Linked DNA regions of Mus musculus: region 2 is linked to region 1. The links are chromatin contacts, found by POLR2A ChIA-PET in ENCODE. All regions are on one chromosome and are shown on one strand. Each heading gives the region's core, a stretch centred on a gene start or an enhancer-like site at or near the end of the contact. The rest is flanking DNA. Distances are from core to core; before and after follow the strand shown. Region 1 holds the start of Edf1 (endothelial differentiation-related factor 1). Region 2 holds the start of Rabl6 (RAB, member RAS oncogene family-like 6).

Region 1 (3,849 bases), core at 992-3,491:
AGCAGCTGTTTACAGATCATGTGGTGCTAAATCTACAAGCCTGCCACCCAATGCTAGGTAAAGCCAACCAAACTCACCATAAGAGTGTCCCCTGCCTGGCTCTGGTTTTACTTCCCATGTTTTTGGTAAACACATGGTCATCTTTAGTTCAGACACATACCTGGGAATTTCCAGGTAATAAACAATTCATAATTTTAAAATTTGTGTATTTTCTGAAAAGTGTGATGCGCTTTCATACTGTACCCACTGTCTCACCTAAGACAGTGTCCAGTGTCTGTCCTCTGTCCAGTGCTGTCTCAGCAGTGTATGCTACCTGCCTCTTACTCATCCATCTGTCAACCTTTTTGGATCCCAGATAACTGTCAAGGCACCAAAACAGACTTCATGTTCGAGAAATCATGATGGAGGAGCCTGATGCTACATAATCACGGCTTGGTGATTCGCATGGCTTCAGAATATCATTGAGATAATCTATCACTTCACACCATCCCTAAAAGAAGGGTGCATATAGGACCCCAGGAAACCACACTGGCACAACTCCTATTACAGTGTACTGTTACAGCTGTTCTTTTCAACCATTACTTATGACTGGCTTACATGAGTATTTGTCTGCATACAGCGCCCATAGAGCCAGAAGCGGGTGTTGGGGTCCACCAGACCTGGAGTTACTGGCAGGTGTGAACTGCCATGTTGATGCTGGTACCTGACCTTGGGTCTGTAAGAACAGCAAGTATTCTTCACCACAGAGCCAACTCTCCAACCCTTATTACTATTTCTTACTGTGCCTAATCTATAAACTTCTTCATGGGTGGGTATATATGAGTAGGAGAACACACACTACATACAGGATCCAGCACAACTCAGTTTCAGGCATCTACTGAGCAGCCTCAGAATGTGTCCCCAAAGAAACAGGGGTACACTGTACACACATATCTAGATAACATGCATTGAACTACTGCTAAAAGAACCAACTCACTTTTACACTAAGACAGGTGTGAGCTGGGTATGGTGGCACAGGACTGTGATCCTAGCCCTCAGAAGGCTGATTCAAGCCTTCTTAGTGCTAGATACACTAGACCCAGAAATCAATATCAGAGCACGTGCATGCGCACACACAGTACAGGCGACCAGGTTCTTTATTGGAAACAGAGCTAGTTTTCTTCCAAACTCTGCTATAAAGCAGAAAGGTGTGGAATGCTGCCCTGGCTTCTTCGGCCAGTACGGTTCCTAATGAGAAATGACACACCCCACAGTAGTCTCAGTAGTCTCCCTGGGAAGTAGGACCACTAACGATGATGCCTGGGCCACAGTAACTGAGTATTAACATCCTGCTTCAGAGGAGTGGCATGTGAGCGTCTCTGTGTAATATGCTCAGACTTTCTACACACTTAAGGATGATTCCAAGTTCTCCTGAAAAGAGGACTGTGGACTTGGCTTCAACTATGGCAAATAACTCCAGCTCTGGTCAGTACCACTTAGGGAACCACAGCATCCAGGGCTCAGGGACACAGAGTTCACCTATGGAGAGGACATCAGACCAATGTCTCACACAGCCCTCTTTATAGGCTGACATCGCCTGGGTGGGCATCATGGGCAGGAAGCCACCAGTGATGCCAGCACAGGCTGATACCAGGTAAGGGCAAAACCTTCAGCAGGACTGCCCCTACCCTGGTTCCCAAGTTTCCTGCGCCTAATGCCCACGTTGCCCACCCCACATTTAGTGACCAGCCAGGTTCTCTGACCCACACTTGCACCTGTTCTCAATCCTGTTTTCATCTCCATCCAGGTCCTCACCCAGGCCTGTCCCAGTCCAGAGCCCAGGCCACATTCCCATCCCCCTGCTCCGACCTTTGCCCCAGCCTCGCGCAGGTCAGCTGCCCTCTACCCCAGTCTTTTCCCGTACTCCATCTCCAAGGAGTACCTGTTGTCCCCCAAGGTCTCCACCCTCGAAAGATCCGTTCGGGTCCCCACCCACTGCCGGATTCCCCGGCTCGGCCCAGCGACCGCAGAGCGCCGTGCGGCCCGGCAGCTTCCCGCCGCCCCCCGCTGGCTGAGCACCTGCTTAGACTTGGCCTGTGCGGCCGTGGGGCCCTTCTTGCGCAGCACCGTCACGGTGTCCCAGTCACTCTCGGCCATGGCGCGGCGGGGGCAGCGATCCGTCCGGCGGCTCTGGCAGCTGCTCGAGACCCGGCGCGGCGACGCGACGTCCCTTCGTCGCCTCCCCGCTTCCGGCGCCAGCGCCTCGGTCCCGCCCCTGGTTCCCATTGGTCGGTGGTTCCAGGAGCCCGCACTTCCCGAGCTCTGCGGCCAATCCGCACCCGGCTAGTCTAGGGACCCGCGGGGGCTGCCCGCGGGCGGCGCGTGGAGGGCGACGCCTGATCGCCGCCACGGTTCCAGTCCCGTGTCCCTGTGGCTGCGCAGGGCGGAGCGCCAGGGGTGGGAATTGTGTGGGGATCGAAGGGAGCGGAGAGTGAGGGACCCTAAAGGAGAGAAGAGCGGAGAGGACATGGAGAGCAGACGGGAGGACCGAAGAAGAGAGTGGAGGATCCCGAGAAAAAAAGTGCAGAAGAGAGAAGAACCTTAGTAAAAAGAGTGGGGACCCGGAAGAGAGCTGGGGCGGAGAGGGAACACAGGTATCTGCGAGGGGAGTGAGGCACGGAGAAGGGGGCCCTGGAGACCTACACACACGCCATGCTAGCACAGGTGCCGTACAAGTGGGATCCTACTGATCCCAGCCGGTCTCCACCACCTTACTTCTGGAGAACCTGGGCCAGCGTCCCCCACACCAGTGGGTATACACCTGTCTTCCAGGCCACGCCTTAGGAGATCCCAGGATAGAATCCAGGTTCTCTTGTGCTTGTAGCTTGGCATTATACCAGTACTTCGAAGTTCCTTTGGAGGTGCTCTCTGGGAGAGAAACAGCAGCTGGCAAATTTTGTGGGGCCAGAAACATGTGAACCATTGATGGCTTCTTTGGAATACATAGAAACAAAATTACTTTAAAAATAAGCAACTCAGCCTCGAGGTGGTGGTCTTTAATCCCAGCATTCGGAAGGCCGAGGCAGAAGAATCTTTGGGTACGAGGTCAGCCTAGTCTACCAAACGAGCTCCGGGACAGCCAAGGCTACATAGAGAAACTGTCTCAAAAAACAAACAAAAACACCCTATAAATACAAAAATACACACACACCAAAAAAAGGAGCCTGGAGAGATGCTCTCTCTCCAGGAACTGCTCTTCCAGAGATCCTGAGGTCCCAGCAACCACATAGTGGTTCTTGACATCTGTATTTGAATACTATGCCTTCTTCTGATGTGTCTGAAGACAGCTACCGTGTACTCATATACATTAAATTAATAATAATAATAATGTAAATTACTTCTGCAACACCCGTATTTGCCAGGTGGAGATATGAGGATCAGAAGGTCAAGGTTATCTTTAGCTACAAAGCAAGTTTGAGACCTTCCAGGACTACATGGAACCCTGCTTGGGGAGGAAAACAAAATGATTATAGAGGCATAGTGGCTAAGAGCATTTGCTGCTCTTGCAGAGAACCTGAGAACAGCAGGATGTAACTCTAACTCCAGCGGCATTGATTCCCTCTTCTGGCCTCTGAGGGCACTAGGCACACAGTTGGTGTACAGACATGTAAAGGCAAAATGCCCATACACTTAAAACAAGATGGAATACACACCACACACACTCCACACACACACCACACATACATGGTGGTGGTGGTTTGGTTTGGTTGGTTTGTTTGTTTGTTTGTTTAAAGGCTCACTGTGTGGACTGGCTAGTCTGGAACTCATAAAGATCTGCCTGCTTCTACCTCCTGACTAGTGGGATTAAAA
Region 2 (3,849 bases), core at 401-2,900, 51 kb before region 1:
CCCTCCTCCTCACTGCTGTGCCCTCCTCCTCCTCACTGCTGTGCCCACCCTCCCCCTCACTGCTGTGCCCACCTCCCCCTCACTGCTGTGCCCACCTCCCCCTCACTGCTGTGCCCACCTCCTCCTCCTCACTGCTGTGCCCACCTCCTCCTCCTCCTCACTGCTGTGCCCACCTCCCCCTCACTGCTGTGCCCACCTCCTCCTCCTCACTGCTGTGCCCACCTCCTCCTCCTCCTCACTGCTGTGCCCTCCTTCTCCTCCTCACTGCTGTGCCCTCCTTCTCCTCCTCACTGCTGTGCCCTCCTCCTCCTCACTGCTGTGCTTACCTCCCCCATAGCTTTAACTCTATCCAGAAGAAGATGAAGAACATGCTAGAAGAGGAAGAAGCAAGACTCAAGCAGGCCCAAAACAACATGAATAAGGGCCAGCAGCTGCTGCTGGTCATCCAGACAGGTATTGACAACCTCTACATCCGGCTCATCGGCATCACCTTGCCAACCTTCCAGGTATCAGCCCCCGGGGAGGAGATGCTGTGTACAGGGTCCCTGTGTGGGACCACAGGAAAACCAGCTGCTCCTCTGACCCACAGAAAGAAATAGCAGTCTCTAACACTCTTGATGTGTACGGCAAGCTGGATTATTGTGAGGGAAAGCTTATCTACCTGGCTGAGCGCATGCAAACGTTGTCCAGAAATGAGGAGGTAACCCTGGGCCATGGAGGGGTCCCCACAAAGCCCATGTGCTCTCCAAGATGATAATGGGTGCTGCCCTGCAGGTTGACACAAAGGTGAGGGACACCTTGGAGTCATCAACTCTAAAAGAGAAACATAATACCAGAATTACCTTTGAGGACCCAGAGGAGGACATGATAGGTGAGGCTCTACATGCCGGCCACAGGAAGATGGAGAAGGACGACAAGAACAATAGCTGCAACTAGATAGGGTCTGAACTCAAGACAAGAGATGGCATACATGGTGACTGGGCGCTGAAGGGAAAGGTTTTAATCGATAGACGTTACAGAGGTTTCTTTTTCTGAGACAAAAGGGACGTATATCATGGGATGGGCCAGAAGGGAGCCCAGACCGAACTTTTAGAAGAATTTCTGCTACAGAGGCAAGGTGGGGTGAAAGGATAAGGACAGCTAGTGTGGATAATCTTGGCAAATCCTAGTTGTCTGGCACCTGGCCTTAGGTGACTTAGGGCAGGGGTCTCCAGTCATTGATACATGTCTGAAATGAGCTCCCGGCAGGAGATGGCCTATGGCAGCAAACGCCAACAGGTAGAGGTGGGAGGCTTCTGGAAAGAGGGTGGCAGCCACTCCTTTTCTTGCCTGTTCAGAAACCTTCCAGTTTGCGGATGTGGACCATAGTTACGTCCCTTCGCGGGCGGAGATAAAGAAACAGGCCCAACAGCTGATCGAGGCGAAGCTCAAGGGAGCCAAAAAGAAGAAAAAGTAAACCTGTCTGGGCTGTAGTACAGAAATAAACATTTTTCCAGAACTACACTAGAGGAAGGAGAAACCTCGGGACTCTTGAGGACCGGGAAGCTGATCGTTGGACCAGAGGGGGTTGGTGGCGGCGAGGTGGAGATGCTAGAAAAGGGCGGGACCTAGTGCGCTCTCTGCGCATGCGGCGGCTACGTGTCCCTTTTAGCGTCCCGTAGCCGCGCCGGCGCCAAGATGGCGGCGCTGACGGGTGCCTGGCTGCCGCGCCGAGGGCCGTGGAAGCCGGAGCGGAGCCACAGAGGCTGAGGCCCCAGAACCTCGCTCGAGGCCGCGCCCGCTCCGGCCTCGGGGGAAGCCTGGGCCGGCCGGACATGGTGCGGGGTGCGCTGTGCTGCTGCCGCTGCTGAGCTCGCAGGCCAGCCCGGCTCGCACGTCCAGCAGGAACATGTTCTCCGCGTTGAAGAAGCTGGTGGGGTCGGAGCAGGCCCCAGGCCGGGACAAGAACATCCCCGCCGGGCTGCAGTCCATGAACCAGGCGCTGCAGAGGCGCTTCGCTAAGGGGGTTCAGTATAACAGTGAGTGCGGGCCGCGCCGTCGGGCAGGCCGGGGCGGCTGGCAGGGCCCGGGGCGGCCACCCAGCCTACTAGGGTCTGGAAGAATCAGAGGGTAGGGGCGGACGGGTCCCTGGGTTCTGAGTAGTGGTCGTTCCTTGAGGGACATCACCTGACAGGAGACCTCCAGAGAACAGCTGTGCGGCGACACTAGCGGAGCAGCGGTGGAGGACCCTGATTGGCGCGGGTACCCTGCGGAGAGAGACCATTACATAACCCGAGGGTGCGCGCGCGGGGCTGCGTGTGCCTGCCTCCTCTCCGCCCCCCGCGCCTGCTCTCACTTGAGGCTCCTGAAAGTCGGAGGCTCCTGAAAGTCGGTCGCCTGTGGGCCTTGAGCCTTGATTTTGTTTTTTTGTTTTTTGTTTTGTAAGGGATATGCTTTTTTTTTTTTTTTAATTTCAAGAGGCTCTTAACTCTGCATCCCTGACCCCACAAGAAGAAAAGTCCGCTCTGCCCTTCGTTATAAATTATGTATGTTGTGCAGCGAGAAGCACACGGTTCTCTTGACCTCTTTAGAGTTTTTCCATTTGCAGGTTGAACAATCAAAAGATTCTTGGGCAATGTCGTGGTCTGATATTGTTTACTTCTAAACTATTTCTATACTGCAACATTTTTGAAGCGCGTGCGCGCACACATACATGCACTGGCACATACACACAGTTCACTGTAAGCTGTGCCTCACAGGGTCAGTGATATTTAGGTAATAATGTAACATTATGAAACTTACTAGGAGGATTTTTTGTGCAAATTTAGAAGCAAACAGTGTATGTGTGTTAACTTGGAAGTTTGTATTTCTCTTGACTGAGGAAGAGAATTGAGTCAAATATTCAGTGGTTTGTGTTCTTTGGAATCTATGTTTGGATTCTTTCGTTATTTTTATATAGTATTAATTTGCAGCCCAATTCTAGAAATTAGGCCTGAACTAGGAGCTTCTTGCTTTCTAAACTTACTACCCACTGGACCCACGCCCTGGGGTTCTAAAGAGGAGGGGTCTAGAAGAGCTGAAGTCTTCCATATTTTCCAAGATGCCTTACTTAAAGGAACAAACCTGCAATATAATAAATACAGATTCGGGATTCTTGTAAGAGTCTCCACATTTTGAATTGTCTGTTGCAGAATGCTGTCTGGGTGGCTCGGGAAGGCAGCACAACAATCTTTTGCAATATGTCAGGAGAATGAATAACTGAGGCAGGGAAAGCTGGACGAGCCTTTAATCCCATCACTTGGGAAGCAGGGGCAGCTGGGTCCTTTTTGGACCCTAATGGAATCCAGGACAGCATGGGCTACATAGTGAGACCCTGTTTCAAAAAAGCAATGGAAAAAAGAACAAACTCAAAGAAAACCAGAATTTTAACAACCATAGATCACTGGGAGTGGTCTGAATTTCAGAAGCAAAAAGAGGGAACTATGCCACCAGAGTAAAGAGAGTATACTAAAGAGCAGCACTGAGCTGATGACCTGGCCCTGCGCAGGCCAGAATGCGCTGTGCTCATGGTCAGTGTGGGATGGACAGCTGGCTGAGCAGAGGATCTCACAGAAACAGTCACTGCAGGGTGTTCTGTAGATAAGTGGAGCTTAAGCTGCAAAGGTAGACGTGGGAGTTACAAAGCAAAGGTAAGCAAAGGAATAGGTCCGAGTGCAGTAAGCCCTGAGTAAGCACTTGTTGTCAGTCACTGGTGATAATGTTTTCATAATAGACTGGGGGACTGGGTTGGATTGGGTTGGTTTGGTTTTTAAACAATACTGAAAAAGTTGGAGTCAGCCCCTACCCCAGAATGGAGCTGATCAGAGTTAA

What was found. ChIA-PET counts read pairs that join two places held with the same protein, here RNA polymerase II (POLR2A).
Region 2: POLR2A ChIA-PET joins it to region 1 with 11 read pairs in Patski. The contact joins the promoter of Rabl6 here to the promoter of Edf1 in region 1. POLR2A ChIA-PET finds 5 or more read pairs at or near these places in 2 of 5 experiments (Patski and embryonic stem cell).

The regions. Positions count from the first base shown.
Region 1 is chr2:25,556,239-25,560,087 of GRCm38, reverse strand. It overlaps Edf1 (endothelial differentiation-related factor 1), which reads right to left and starts at 2,241. Exons shown (of 5, transcript NM_021519.2): 1 at 2,059-2,241. The coding sequence starts at 2,136. Gm35476 (a long non-coding RNA gene) reads left to right here and starts at 2,560. Exons shown (of 4, transcript XR_866044.3): 1 at 2,560-2,633.
Region 2 is chr2:25,606,282-25,610,130 of GRCm38, reverse strand. It overlaps Rabl6 (RAB, member RAS oncogene family-like 6), which reads left to right and starts at 1,650. Exons shown (of 15, transcript NM_001024616.2): 1 at 1,650-2,018. The coding sequence starts at 1,889. It overlaps Ccdc183 (coiled-coil domain containing 183), which reads left to right. Exons shown (of 14, transcript NM_029859.1): 11 at 338-506; 12 at 590-700; 13 at 775-871; 14 at 1,338-1,502. The coding sequence ends at 1,456. Fcnaos (a long non-coding RNA gene) reads right to left here and starts at 801. Exons shown (of 8, transcript XR_003954003.1): 1 at 662-801.